Linked DNA regions of Mus musculus: region 2 is linked to region 1. The links are chromatin loops, found by intact Hi-C in ENCODE. Cell type or tissue: left cerebral cortex. All regions are shown on one strand. Links, peaks and the distances in the headings refer to the core of each region. The heading gives the core; the rest is flanking DNA.

The links. A loop is a pair of places that touch in the nucleus more often than their neighbours do. Peaks named below come from ENCODE experiments on the same cell type or tissue, not always from the same donor. Only the 100,000 strongest peaks of a DNase experiment are listed, where the experiment ranks them.
Region 2: it touches region 1 in a loop (2.2-fold over the local background); 1 of 42 quality-filtered maps calls a loop at or near these places.

Annotation. Positions count from the first base shown.
Region 1 is chr16:93,782,602-93,789,852 of GRCm38, reverse strand. All of the region lies in intron 26 of Dop1b (DOP1 leucine zipper like protein B), which reads right to left. Among named protein-coding and RNA genes, the nearest start is that of 2310043M15Rik, 8.7 kb to the left of the region's middle. In left cerebral cortex, for the core only: CTCF peaks have their summits at 3,845 (motif pointing right) and 5,500 (motif pointing right); DNase peaks (open chromatin) are centred at 2,403 and 3,843.
Region 2 is chr16:93,707,900-93,715,150 of GRCm38, reverse strand. It overlaps Dop1b (DOP1 leucine zipper like protein B), which reads right to left and starts at 3,244. Exons shown (of 37, transcript NM_027293.1): 1 at 3,083-3,244. Gm41501 (a long non-coding RNA gene) reads right to left here. Exons shown (of 3, transcript XR_876265.3): 3 at 5,519-6,443. In left cerebral cortex, for the core only: a CTCF peak has its summit at 4,143; DNase peaks (open chromatin) are centred at 2,820, 3,375, 3,608 and 4,108; H3K4me3 peaks cover 1,920 bases; H3K27ac peaks cover 1,887 bases.

The DNA of each region.
Region 1 (7,251 bases), core at 2,157-6,156:
GTACCTAAATCTGTGTGGCCAGGCCAGGGGTCTCTTGAAATGGCTCCAGAATGAACTCTTTCTTATTCCCTTTAAGATGAGAGCTGTGAACCAGGACGTGGTGGCACATACTTTTAATCCCAGCACCACCAGGAGGCAGAGGCAGGGGGATCTCTGAGTTTGAGGCCAGCCTGGTCTACAGAGCAAGTTCCAGGATACCAGGACTACACAGAGAAACCCTGTTTTGAAAAACAAAACAATAACAACAAAGCCGGTGATCACCCTGGCTTTTACACCGAAACCTCTCAGTCCAAAGCCTGGGCAGCCAAGGCTCCACAGAGAGAAAGGAAGAGAAAGAGGCACAGACAGAATCGCCTGGGTTGGGCATGGTGGCTCCCTCCGCCTGTGATCTCAGCACTCAGGAGGCTGAACTGCGAGGACTGCCCAGAGAATGAGTCTCAGGGTTAGGGTTAGGGTTAGGGTTACGGTAGGGTTAGGGTTAGGGTTAGGGTTAGGGTTAGGGTTAGGGTTACGGTAGGGTTAGGGTTAGGGTTAGGGTTAGGGTTAGGGTTAGGGTTAGGGTTACGGTAGGGTTAGGGTTAGGGTTAGGGTTAGGGTTAGGGTTAGGGTTAGGGTTAGGGTTAGGGTTAGGGTTAGGGTTAGGGTTAGGGTTAGGGTTAGGGCTACTCAGGGAGACTCCTGTTCCAAACAACCAAAACAACAGCAGCAGCACCTCCCAACAGTGCCCCGCCCCCGAGACAAAAACCACATCAACCTCCTGGGACTGGTGCTCGCCCGCCCGGGATCTAAGGTACAATTGTAAGTAACAAGCTGTGCACGGTGACAAAGTGGATAGAGAGCACTAGTCACCCACTCTCCCCTCCATCATGCTTCGACACTGAGAACACTGGCCACCGCATGTCTCCATCTTGCTCTCTCTCTGGCTGACCATGAGACTCTCTTTTTCCTCAAGGTGCCAGTGGATAAACATCTTTATGACAAGAAGCCCAGACCACACCTTCGCTAGGCCTGCTATGAGCATCTCCTGCCTACCCCTCAATTATTGCTCTGTGTAAACCTTGAGTGTTTGTTAGGGCTCTGGGGAGGTACCTGCGGACACTGGAGCAGTGGACCAGTAGTTGAGCCTAGCTTGCTGGACCTTCGAGTGGTTTTCCTTTCTGTTGCTATGACCAAATATCTGAAAACAATGTAAGGCAGGGGGTGAAAAGGGGTGGGGCTGGGGTGGAGCTGGGTGTTGGTAATTCTGGCTTACATTTTGAAGTGATAATTCTTTCTCAGTGGGGGCCAGCTAGATATACTGTATTTACCCCAGGAAGCAGAGAGCATACAGGAAGTGGGGGCTGGCTATAAAGCCTTAAGGCTCCATCAGTGATCTACTCCCTCCAGAGACTCCCACTCTTAATGGTTCCATATTCTTCCCCAACAGTGCCACCAGCCAGGACCCCATGTTCTCGCACATGCGCACAAACACACACACACACAGAGGCAAGCACACATGCAGGAGCAATGGCTTCTGCCTGAAACTCCAGGAACACCACTCTAAGTAAGCAGTCATCCTGAAGGAAGCTGGAGAACACGCAGGTTATTTGCTAACAGTCGCTGAAGCCAGGAGTGCTTTCCCCTCCCATGCAGGAGGCCCTGGATTCAACCCCTTCCACCACACTGCAGCGCAAAAAACCAACCGAATAAAAACCAAGTAAAAACCAGTTATTCCACAGTGCTGGGAGCAACCTCCTAACATTTCCATCTGCTATTAAAAAGCCGTCTTTTCTAGTTCTGGCTTTCTGTGGTTTATCATGCTAGGAGCAAAAGTGGTCCGCCTCCAAAGCCCTGCCCTGCCCTGTGCTAGGAGACTCAGCTCAGGAACTGAGGCCTGCGGCTCAGTCATCCGTTCCTATCTGGGGGAAATCGATGTGTGTTCACACCTCCTCAGAAAAAGTGTCACTCGAAAGACTATATGTTAAATATAGACATAAACTGGATTCTAGAGGCTTGTAATTAAGTGCTGGTTATACTTTCCAATATTTTTAAACTCAAGAAATGTAATTTTGTTTGGTCTTCTTCTTGTGCCCAGCCTAAAGCAGGACATATACATTCACTTAAAAGGCATGAAGAGCACACAGGTGTGCCATCACTGACGACCTGAGCAGTTATAAAAGCTGTAAGCCGTACTGGGAGGCCTGTAAACTCATGTGTTAAGAGAAAGGATTTATATCTAATTTATAGCTAGCTATAAAAAAAGGAGGGCACTGTCTGTATTCTAAGAACAAAATTTATGCACATATAGAAAACCAGAATCTAGAACTTTATGCTTACAACAAAGCTTTCTCTGTTGGTCACGGCAGAGGCAGACAGTCTCCCCAGTTGGGTAACCACAGCCAGGCTATCCACACCCACGCCCCACGTGTGGTCAGGCACACAGCCCCCTTTGAGCTCAGTGACTTGTTAGTACCTGTGGGGAGGAGCCAGGTCAGTAGGTGCAGGAGGGGGAGGAGAGGGTATTGGGAAATGAGTTCCATCAAATGAGCCTATGAAATATCAAAGAAAAATATTTAAAAACATAAAAACTGGCCTTCTCTTGATAAAACACACACTCTCTCTCCCTCTTCCTCTCATCCCATTGTATGTTGGGAGATATTAAGACAACTCTATTGTCTTGATCTCTAATTGGGCCTCTCCCCCGAGAAGAAAAGGGGGTCAAAAGCGGGCCACCGACGCACCGTTCCAAGAACAACCACAGAATGTTCCAGCCCTAAGTCAGCGCCAGATGTCCTGACCACAAGATGTACCCTGATACCACCAAGTTCCTGCTTCCCCCGTGTAGTTGCCAAAAGAAAAATTTCCGCTGCCCCATCCCTCCTGCTGAGAAGTACTTCCTCCTTTGCTTGTGCATTTAAGCCTTGAACCTTGCTGAATACAGAGAGACCTTGATGCTACTCAGACTGCTTCCTTGTCGTTCTTGCACTTGGTTTCCGTCTCTCCCTCCCCCCATTTGGTTCTTAGGAGAAGGTCCCCTCGAGACCCTCGAATAACTGGACCTGCTGGATGGGTCAATTGTATTTTATAACAATGTGGTTGCTGGGAACCAAACTTGGGTTCCCCACAAGAAGAGCAAGTCTTCTTGGCCGCTGACCCAATACTCTTAAATGTATTCTGAGGGAATGGAGCTTTGTGAACTGATGATCCCCGACAAAAGGTAGCACCCTTTCTTAGCCACTGAGGGCTGCAGAGACTAGGTATGCTGCAGACGCAGAGCTGGGGGCTCTATGAACTGCCTTTAGTTCAGTATCGGAATCCATCCCCACACCTCCGGCTGACTTAACATCCTTTCAACGGTCAGGCAAAACCCATAACCGCTAAAGACACCATGTGATAGAGCTTGGCTTGCCTCACCTGCTCCCCGTGCTCCCTCTGACTACTGAGTGTGCCTTGCTCTATGGCTTTCTTGTTCTATGACAATGAAAGTCCATCCAATTGCTTCTGGTGTCGGAACACATCGGTCACAGCAACCCAAACCTGTGCCTCAGGCCATGGCCACTCATATTTGGCTCAGAATAAACTCTAATTCCCTTTGAAGCAGGAGCTGTGTTTTGCATTGGCTGCTTGTTTTAGAGTAAATTTTAACTATGCCCTGTCTATATTCCACAGGAGTGTAACTTTGTTCTATGATGCTGCCACTTTAGGTGGACTCCAGGGAAACTCTAGGGCCACCTCTTTACTCCTCGTCATTGGGACAGACTGAAACCCAGAAGGGCTCACCAGTAATGCCTTTAGGCAACGGTGAGCTGTGGGGATGGTAACGCTCTATTGACAGTGAGCGAGTGCTCTGCTCGAATCCCTCCAGTAGGTGGCGATGTTCACTAGCTTCACCGCTGGCTCCAGCTGCACTCAGCTCTGCTGGGACCCTCTAGAACAAGCAAGCAGCTTAGATCCCTTTTAAGTACCTCAGCTGCCCTGATGGACTCCATGTGGCAACGCAGTAAAAGGTATTCGGATGTCACAAAGTCCCAAATCCCTTGAGACTGAGAAATGTACCTGAAACCAGGGCAATTTTAACAGAGCCCAAGTAACCAAAACCTGTTTTCAAAAGGTGACTGTCAGGCGGGAGGTCTTTGGGACAAAGAAGACACCCCTCCTCCACCAGGAAGAAGCCAGTGCTCGTGGGACTCCGAGACAGAACAAAGAGAGTCCCACCAGGTTGCCAGGCTTACAGAAGCCGGCCCAGAACACTGGACAAAGCACACACTTGGTTTCAGATTCTAAAGTGACCACTTGACACAGGACACACGACCAGACCCCCAAACCCAGACCATCGTGGTGATTTCATGGACCTCCTACCCTGACGACCCCCGTAACTAATCCTGAATAAACCTGCCTTTTACTTAGGGGGTCTGTGTGTAAATCTACACATTCCTGGCTTTTGTTCTGTCCTTTCTAAACCTGGTAGCTTGATTTGGGGAAGACAGGGGCAGAAGAAAAATTTCTTTCTCTCCAGGTTTTGATCAAAACTGTAAATAAATTCAAGAATCATCTTTATCATCATCTTCTTCTCCTCTTCCTCCTCCTCTCTCTTTTTCCCCCAGACTCCTCTTCCTCCTCAGATTTATTTATTTTATGTAAGTGACCACACTGTGGCTCTCTTCAGACACACCAGAAGAGGTCCTCAGATCTCTTTACAGATGGTTGTGAGCCACCATGTGGTTGCTGGGGACTGAGCTCAGGACCTCTGGAAGAGCAGTCAGTGCTTTAACCTCTGAGCCATCTCTTCAGCTCCCCAAACTGTCTTCTTTGAATCCCAGACAGTGGTAGGTGTCACAGCCAAGCACTACTGGTGGAGGGCTCCACGGCAGCTCTGTCCCAACCTGTAGGCTGCTACCCTGCCTTCCTAGAAAGCAAGAAGAAAACCTGCAACGGGGGTGGGGGGTGGGGTGGGGGCTGGTGAGATGGCTCAGTGGGTAAGAGCACCCAACTGCTCTTCCAGAGGTCCAGAGTTCAAATCCCAGCAACTACATGGTGGCTCACAACCATCTGTAATGAGATCTGATGCCCTCTTCTGGAGTGTCTAAAGACAGCTACAGTGTACTTACATATAATAAACAAACAAACAAACAAACAAACAAACAAACAAAAAACCCTGCAACCTCCAGGCAAGGAACGTTTGAATGGCTGTGCTAACTGGTCTCTGCTTAAACTCCATTGAGGAGTAGCCTGACACGAAACAACAGGTTCTGGGAGTTTGTGTTAATGTGCTTTGCCCTCTGTCCCCATACACAGAACAACTCAGAATCCCGTTAGGTCACTGGTTCCTTAGTTTTCCTTCATCTGGAAAAGCTGCTTCCATGGCGGGCCTGCTGGAATACTATAACAAAATGTTGCCTGTTTAAGTGCAATAAGAGCTTTACGATTTATTTATTTTTATTTTAGGGTGCTTTGTCTGCAAGTATGTCTGTGCACCAAATGTATGCAGTGCCACTGGAGTCCATTGGAGGGCGCCAGATCCTCTGGAGCTGGAGTTACAGATGGTTGTGGGTCACCATGTGGGTGCTGGGAACCAAGCCCTCGTCCTCTGCAAGAGCAGCTGGTGCTCGTAATCACTGAGACATCTCTCAAGCCTCAACTATAGGCGAAAGCAGGAAGATCAGAAAGCTATTCTGGGAAACTCAGCAAGAGTAAGAATTTTGAAGTGACTTGGTATACAGCTCAGGAGTCCTGGCTGGTCCCCAGCTGCACAGAAACAGTGAGACCAGCCTGGGCTGGCGGCCTAGGCCTATGACCCAAGCCCTGAGGAGACTGAGGCAGGAAGACTCTGAGTTTAAAGCTAACCTGAGCTACACAGCAAGACCATTTCTCAGAAAACAGGGCCAGGAGGAAAGAGAACCAGATTAGATGTCCATCAACAGATAGGTAGGAAAATGCGGTAAAAATTGTAGCTGTAAGGAAAAATAAATGAATCTTCTTTTGCAGGAAGATTGAGGCAACTGGAAATCATCATGTTAGCAAAATAAGACAAATAATGTGAACTTTCTATCTGTATGTATGCAACTATGTGTGTATATGTAGGCATGAATGTGCATGCGTGTGTACATGTGTCATGAAGCCAGAATTAGGTTGTAAGAGAGTTAGACACAATCCTAAGGGAGGTGGGAGATGGAGAGGATGAGGGCAGGACAGGGCAGGGGTTCCTCCATCTTACATGTGAGTGTGACAGGGCAGGACAGGGCAGAGCTTCTTTCATCTGTAGTCTTGCTCAGGCCATGTCAGGTTTAACTAGAATTTGATCTCCTTGATGGAGAATCCTGTAGAAAACTGCCCAACTCTATTCCAGGACCAGAGGCCAAGACGCCCCCAGCTAACTTACCTTAGCTGCTCTTTAACTGCTTGCTTCTGCAAACCTCCCCTGCAGCTGCAGAGGGAAACAACAGGAAGTAACTTTTGCCTTTAAAAGCTCCTTGGTCAGGCTGGAGAGATGGCTCAGCAGTTAAGAGCACTGACTGCTCTTCCAGAGGTCCTGAGTCAATTCCCAGCAACCACATGGTGGCTCACAACCATCTGTAATGGGGTCTGATGCCCTCTTCTGGTGTGTCTGAAGGCAGCTACAGTGTACTCATCATATATATAAAATAAATAAAACCTTTGAAAAAAAAAACCAAAAACCAAAACAAAACAAAAAACCCAAAAAGCCTTGATCTAAATGCTCTGGGCTGCACTTAAGCCCTGGATACCCAAGTATAGTACCAGCCACTGAGTAGACATTCAGATGACTATAAATGGTTGAGTGGTCATCTCTGTAGTCAAGGAATACTGTACATCTATTTTTAATTGAGTCTTTGGTTAAAAAGAATAGCCACAGACTTAATATTCGTAACTGCAGACCAGTGATGCCCGAAGTATATCATGACTTTGTTTGTTTGTTTGTTTGTTTGTTTGTTTTTGAGATGGATCCTTACTAAGTAGCCATAGAATTCACTATGTGGCTTGGAACTCATAGCAATCCCCCTGCCTCAGCACCCTGGTTTTAGTATTCTGGTCCTCAATGCTGGGATTATACGCATGGGCCACTACATCTGGGTAAGTTTTACTGTTTGAATTTTTGAATTTTCTTATGAACACGCTTTGCTTTTATACTGGGGCAAAGAGAAAGTTTTAAGGAAAGCTTCCTGGGAGGAGAAAGATTCGTGCTTTAGAGATATCAATGCCCAGCTCACAATAGACCCTGCCCAAGACTGCTTGATCTTCCTTCCTGAGTGGAAG
Region 2 (7,251 bases), core at 2,232-6,231, 75 kb after region 1:
AAAACAAAAACTAAACTCTGAATTCTACCCACTCAGCACTCTCTTCCCTCATTTTCCCACACTGTACAAAGTGGCTCCTCTACGGCTCTAGACTTCTCCTTCCCTTCACCTACCACACTCACACTAGGTCCTGCTGCCTCTGCCTGTCCCCTCTGTCCTGCTGCCTCTGCCTGCCCCTCTGTCCTCTTCCTTTGTCTGTCCCTCTGTCCTCTGCCTGCCCCTGTCTTCTGCCTGCCCCTCTGTCCTGCTCCCTCTGTCTGTCCCTCTGTCCTCTGCCTCTGCCTGTCCCTCTGTCCTCTGCCTGTCCCTCTGTCCTGCTCCCTCTGTCTGTCCCTCTGTCCTCTGCCTGCCCCTGTCCTCTGCCTCTGCCTGTCCCTCTGTCCTGCAAGTGTCCAGTCTCTCACTCTCATTCTTCTCCCTCTCCCAGTTTCTCGCGTGGCACTCCCAGAATCCTCTTGTTGCCCATGTAAAGCTCTCCTCATTACCAATGCCTCCCTCATTCTACAAGGCTCCACCCTCTGCTCCCTTCACTGTACTGGGTGTGTTCCCAGAGAGACGCATCCCTCCACACTGCTGCTGCTGCTGCCTATGCAAATGAACCCACAAGATTCACTCTCGGGAGGACCTGTAAGCTTTTTTCTGAAATACTAGGTTTCTTGCTTTGTGAAAACAGGAGGAAAGGGTGGCGATCAGAGCAGCAGTGCTTTTATTCTGCCAAGTCTACAAAGTTGCTATAGCCACAAAGTCTATAAGCTCCCTGCACCCACCCCCACCCCCTGTTCCTCTAAGGAATTTTCAGTCTGAACTCCAATACAACAGCAGTCCTGAAATATCCCAAGCATAGTTTGTTTATTAAGTGTCCCAGAACAAAGATTCTCAAGCAGGACTGGGTCTCTAGTCTAACTTGAGGAACTACTTAAATAACTGCAGCTGAATAAGGCTGACATGAGGTGACAGAGGGTAGGCTAGAATACTGACTGAGTCTGGGCTGGGGAGGTGGCTCAGTCAGGTAAGTGCTGAGCACCTGAACCATCCCCACAACCCAGATAGAAAGGCCAGATGTGCTGGGTACACATTTGTAATCCTAGCACAGGGCTCTGTCCACCAGCCTGGCCTAACCTGGGCTCCCGGCTCAAGGAGAGACTTTGCCTCAAAATAAAAAGGATGTCTTTCCTGAGAAAGGAAGCCCAAAGATTGGCTGCAACTCACTCTCTCTCTCTCTCTCTCTCTCACACACACACACACACACATTCTCACACACTCTCATACACATACTCACATACACTCTTTCTCTTACACACACATACACACTCTCACACACACATACACACTCACACACTCTCTCCTCTCTCTCTCTCTCTCTCTCACACACTCACACACTCTCATACACATACTCACATACACACTCTCTCTCTCACACACACACACACTCACACACTCTCATACACATACTCACATACACTCTTTCTCTTACACACACATACACACTCTCACACACACATACACACTCACACACTCTCTCTCCTCTCTCTCTCACACACACACTCACACACTCTCATACACATACTCACATACACTCTCTCTCTCTCACACACACACACACACTCACACACTCTCTCTCATACACATACTCACATACACTCTCTTACACACACATACACACTCTCACACACACATACACACTCACACACTCTCTTCTCTCTCTCTCTCTCTCTCTCTCTCTCTCTCTCTCACACACACACACACACACACACACACACACACACACACACAGAGCTATCCGAGTCTGGTTTGGACAAGAGAGGAAAGAGGAAGGCAAGCTATCAGCAAAGGAGTCCTCGGAGCCCACAGGTGTGGACTCTCATGATGCCAGGAAGAGCTGCATCACTGAGACGGTGAGTGTCCAGGATGACAGAGAGCGCCTGGCTGCCCTTGGCAAGGAGGCTGTCAGCCAGGTATGAACAGGCAGCAGGTGCAGTTCTTTCTCTGTGAGGGCCCAATGCTGGCACAACTGCACAGGTAAGAAGCTCAGAGGTTATTCAAGCGAACCCCTTCAAAATACGGGCATGGGGAATTACAACACTACACAGTTTCTGTGTCAGCTCTACACTGATTTCACTTACGAAACACACTGGAGTCCCACAAGGGACATTACTGCCGAAAGATGGGGATATTAGGGATTAGTGGTAGGCATAGGATTCGGGCTCAGTTCTGTTATACAATGGCTAGGTCAACCTCTAAACAGCCCCTCTCACAAGCCATCTCCAACACCTATTTTTGTGAGATACAACCGCAGTTCAGTGGGCTGATAGCGCTATGGAGGCTACAAAAGATAATACGCAAAGCCCTATGCACACGTGCACCCGATACCTTTACCTTGAAACAGAAAGCATTCGTAGGAGTGCTCTCGCCTTACCCATTCCTAATTTCTAAGCTCAGGTGAAGACGCAAAAGCCATCTGCTGGATCCGGAAGTCGGTTGTAAACATGCTTACAAGGAAGGAGTATGATGAACACAGTAAAAGCCGACAATCAGCAGCCTTCCTATTTACTTGCTGATAATGTCCCTGCTTCTACAGCGCATCAACCCTCTTTACCAACTGGCCCAGTTTTGAATTCGGTCTTTTACACTGAGATCAAATAGCACTAGAGGGGGGAAAAAAAGCAAGACACCTGACACTTCACAGGAATAGCTTTTAAAGGTGGGGTGTCCTCAACAACCCTACACAGGCTTCCCGAGATGGGGACTGCTGTCACCGGGTGAGCACCTCCTCCGCGGCTTATCCGCCGGCGCAGGGGCAGGCTGGCTGGTGCACGCCGGCTGCTGGGACACCATTAGGGAACCTGGAAGCCCTGCCCAACAAAGGCTGAGCTTCCAGAACGGCCCTGGGCCGGCTAGGCTGACAGCGGTGGCCATTCGACCTCCACCTGCGGCCCGAGGCCCGCTCGCACGGACCCTGCCAGGCGCAGAAGGCCGGGTCTGAAGCCCACACCCACGCGCGGCCGTACCCGCACTGCAGCAGACGCGCCACCGCCCGAGCTCTACGCCTCTGCCGCTCCGGGCCCGCGGGGACCACACTTACCGGCGGCCGCGGACCTCGGCGGTGGGCGTGGGACGGAGCCCGTCGGCTGCGGGACAAGGCGGCTCTGCGCTTCGGCAGAGACCTCGAAGGCGGAGGTATCGCTGCGCCTCCGCCCAGCTGCCGCCACTCCCGGGAACTGGGCGGCTGGGGGCGGGGCCGGAAGGCGGGACCTCGGGGGGCGGGACCTGGAGGCAGGCCCTCGGCGTGGGGCGGGGTCCTTAGCGGTGACTGGGAGGGGCCATTGTAGGCGGGGTCATGACGTTGCGCGTGAACGGGGGCGGAGCCTTAACGGTATGGCGGCGCCTCTCTCCTCGTGGGCGGGACTCTAGGCGTGTGGGCGGGGCCTTGGTGGCGGGGTTGGTTTGGCCTCTGCGGCGTGGGGCCGCGCCCTGGTCAGTCACATAGGGCGGAGAGCGAAAGAGGAGACTTGGAGGCGGAGGGGTTGGGGGAGGGGTCTGGCAGAGTGGGTGGGGCCTCGGTGCTCAAGGCGGGGCTCTGGACGCGTGGAGCTGCCAGTGGACCGATGGTGGGTGGGGTCTCTGAGGGCGGGGTTTTTGGGGCTGGAGGCTGGTCTAAACTTGGGGGGCCAGTGGTGGGCGTGGCCTTGCGATGTAGTCGGGTAAGGTCTCACATAAACAGGCAGGTAAAACCCTGGGCTTGGGGGGTGGGTATGGGGAAGGGGGCTGAGTATGGGGAACCTTTGGGATAGCATTGAAAATGTAAATGAGGAAAATACCTAATAAAAAAAAAAAAAGAGAAAAAAAAAAAAACAACAACAACAAAAAAAAAAAACCCTGGGCTTTCCGGACTCTGGGAGCAGGGCCTTCCCAGTGTCGTGCACCCTTGGGCTTTGCGTCAGGACCACACCCACAATCTTCATCGTGGGGTGGAGGCAGGAAGAATCCCAGGTAACAGGAACAGAAGGCTTGGGGGTTCCGGGTTAAGGTGTCCATGCATCCTCGAAGAGTGATGGGGTCTGGGAGCTGGCAGGATTCACTCTGACATTGACCGTGTCTTGATGACGCCAGCAGCAGCGCTGCCAGATGAAACAGCGCCTTCTACCGACTAAGGTTATTTCAGTGATAGCCTATTCCATGAAAATTTTAGAAAGAGCTATCTAGTGCTGGCTAGTTTTATGCCAATTTGACACAATCTAGAGTCAGCTGAAAGGAGAGAACCTCGATGGAGAAAATACTTTCATAAGATCTGGCTATAAGCAGACAAAACCTTATTTTCTCAATTAGTGATTGATGGAGAGGGCCCAGCCCATTGTGGGTAAAGACATACCTGGGCTGGTGGTTCTGTGTTCTTTTTTTTTTTTTTTCTTATTTTTTTTATTACATATTTTCCTCAATTACATTTCCAATGCTATCCCAAAAGTCTCCCACACCCTCCCACACCCTCCCCTACCCACCCATTCCCATTTTTTGGCCCTGGCGTTCCCCTCTACTGGGGCATATAAAGTTTGCCTGTCCAGTGGGCCTCTCTTTCCAGTGATGGCCGACTAGGCCATCTTTTGATACATATGCAGCTAGAGTCAAGAACTATGGGGTACTGGTTAGTTCATAATGTTGCACCTACAGGGTTGCAGATCTCTTTAGCTCCTTGGATACTTTCTCTAGCTCCTCCATTGGGGGTCCTGTGATCCATCCAATAGTTGACTGTGAGCATCCACTTCTGTGTTTGGTTCTGTGTTCTATAAAAAAGCAAGCTGAGGGCTGGAGAGATGGCTCATCAGTTAAGAGCACTGATTGCTCTTCCAACGGTCCGGAATTCAAATCCCAGCAACCACATGGTGGCTCACAACCATCCGTAATGAGATCTGATGCCTTCTTCTGGGGTGTCTGAAGACAGCTACAGTGTACTTACATATAATAAATAAATCTTAAAAAAAAAAAAAGCAAGCTGAGCAAGCCAGTAAGCAGCACCTTCCATGGCCTCTGCATCAGCTTCTGGCTCCAGGTTCCTGCCCTGCTTGAGTTCCTGCCCTGACTCCTTCAAAGGTGAACCATGATATGGAAGAGTAAGCCAAACCCTTCCTCCCCAAGCTGCTTTTGGTTGTGGTGTTTCATCACAGCAATAGTAACTAAGACACCATCCAAATCTATTTAGTAATTGCTTATAAAGCTCAGTGAATATTTTTTCTGGGAAAAATAGATTATATCAGATTCCAAAATAGATATATCCAGGAAGGCAAGTAGGCTAATCGGGTAAAGGCACTTGCTGCTCAGAGTTTGATTCTTGGATAAGAAAACCAGCTTCTAAAAGCTGTCTTCTCACACACACACATACACACACACACTAAATGTAAAAAACAAAACAAAACCCAGATGACAACCCTAACAGGAAGGGTTATGTAAATGGCTGAAGTCTGGTTCCCTAACTTTTATTCCATCCATCTGCTAGATACAAGTACTCTAGTCTTCTCAGGAATGGTTTTTATGTCTGGTCTTGAAATGGAAAGGGTGGGGAAGCAAAGAATTGAGCCAACTTAACAGGAAAACATTAATTTCAGTAAAGTTAACTTCCCAGTGAAGGTTTGATAAACTCTCATCTCAGAGCTTAGACAAAATGGCCAAACAACAATTGGCATGTTTTGTTGTTTGTTTTGTTTTGGCTTTTTGAGACAAGGTTTCTCTGTAGTTCTGGCTGACAGGGAAGTAGCTCAGTAGAGCAGGCTGACCTTGAACTCACAAACATCTGCCTCCTGAGTGCTGGGATCAAAGGTATGCGCCACAGCACTCAGCTAGGTTTTTTTTTTTTTCCCTTGACAGTCTTCAAGGTTTAACCAGCTCACAGCCCACTGAACAGAGGGAATTGAATTGTGTTATAGCAGTAATGAGAAAGCCCACCCACTTGGGCCAAACCTAACATATACAAATCTGTCACGGCACAGTGCCCTAGCTGGGTTTCCGTTGCTATAAGAAAACATGGTGACAAAAAGCAATTTTGGAAGAAAGCAGTTTATTTTGCTTACATGTCCCTAGCACAGTGTACCGTGAATTCAGGCCAGGCAGGAACTTGAGGGAGGAATTTGGAGACAGAAACTGAAGTAGAGGCCATGGAGGAATGCTGCTTACTGGCTTGCTCAGCTAGCTGTCTTATATTTTCCAGGATCACCTGCCCGGGTGGTGCCACCTCCAGGGAGCTGGGCCCACGTGCATCAATTATTAATCAAGAAAATGCCCACAGACTTGCCTACAGGCAATCTGATGGAGGCTTTTCTCAGATAAGGCTCCTCTTCCCAGGTACATTGACGTTTGTGTAACCAGCACATGCAGGCATTTAAAACCGTCTACATGTCTAGTATTTATATCCAGGGATGAAGGGGTTAAAGCTTGGCTGACTCAAAATTTGTAAGCTGTTAAAAAAAAAAAAAAGAAAAAGAACATCTCAATTTATAATCAAGATTGGCAATAAATATACAATATTAAGAACTGACAGATGGCCGGGCGGTGGTGGCACACGTCTTTAATCACAGCACTCAGAGGCAGAGGCAGGAGGATGTCTATGAGTTCTAAGCCAGCCTGGTCTACAGAATAAGTTCCAGTACAGCTAAGAGTACACACACACACACACACACACACACACACACACACACTCCTGGCTCAGCCCCTCCCTGCCGAAAAAGAAATAAAAGGAGATAGCTGGGGTGATGGATTATCAGGTAAAAGCACTTGCTGAATAAGAATAAAGAGCTGAGTTCAAATCCCCAGCACCCATGGAATGCTGGGCAGGCATAGCAGCCCACTGTGATCCCAGTAGTTTGGAGGTGGAAACAGAATCTTCAAGCAAACTAGTTAGCTAGCCTGTGGTGAACCTCCAGCCTTGGCCACATAGCTAGAATGAGGCTAGCCTGTGCTATGTGAGACCATCACAAAAGGAAAAGGAAAAAAAAAGGAAGGGAAAATGTACCTAAGGCTGAAACAGCAGTATCTCAAGTTTGATACCAGCTTGAGTTACATGAGAACCTGCCTTGAGGTATAAATGGAGGAAAATGATCAAGAAAGACAGTTGATGTCAACATGTGGCCTCCACACATGCATACACATGTTTATTCACACATACACATGTGAACATGCATACACGTACATGCACATGAAAAATTGAACTGTGTATGGTTTGTCCATCCTAGCACTTGGGAGGTGGAAGCGTCAGAGCTAGCCTGG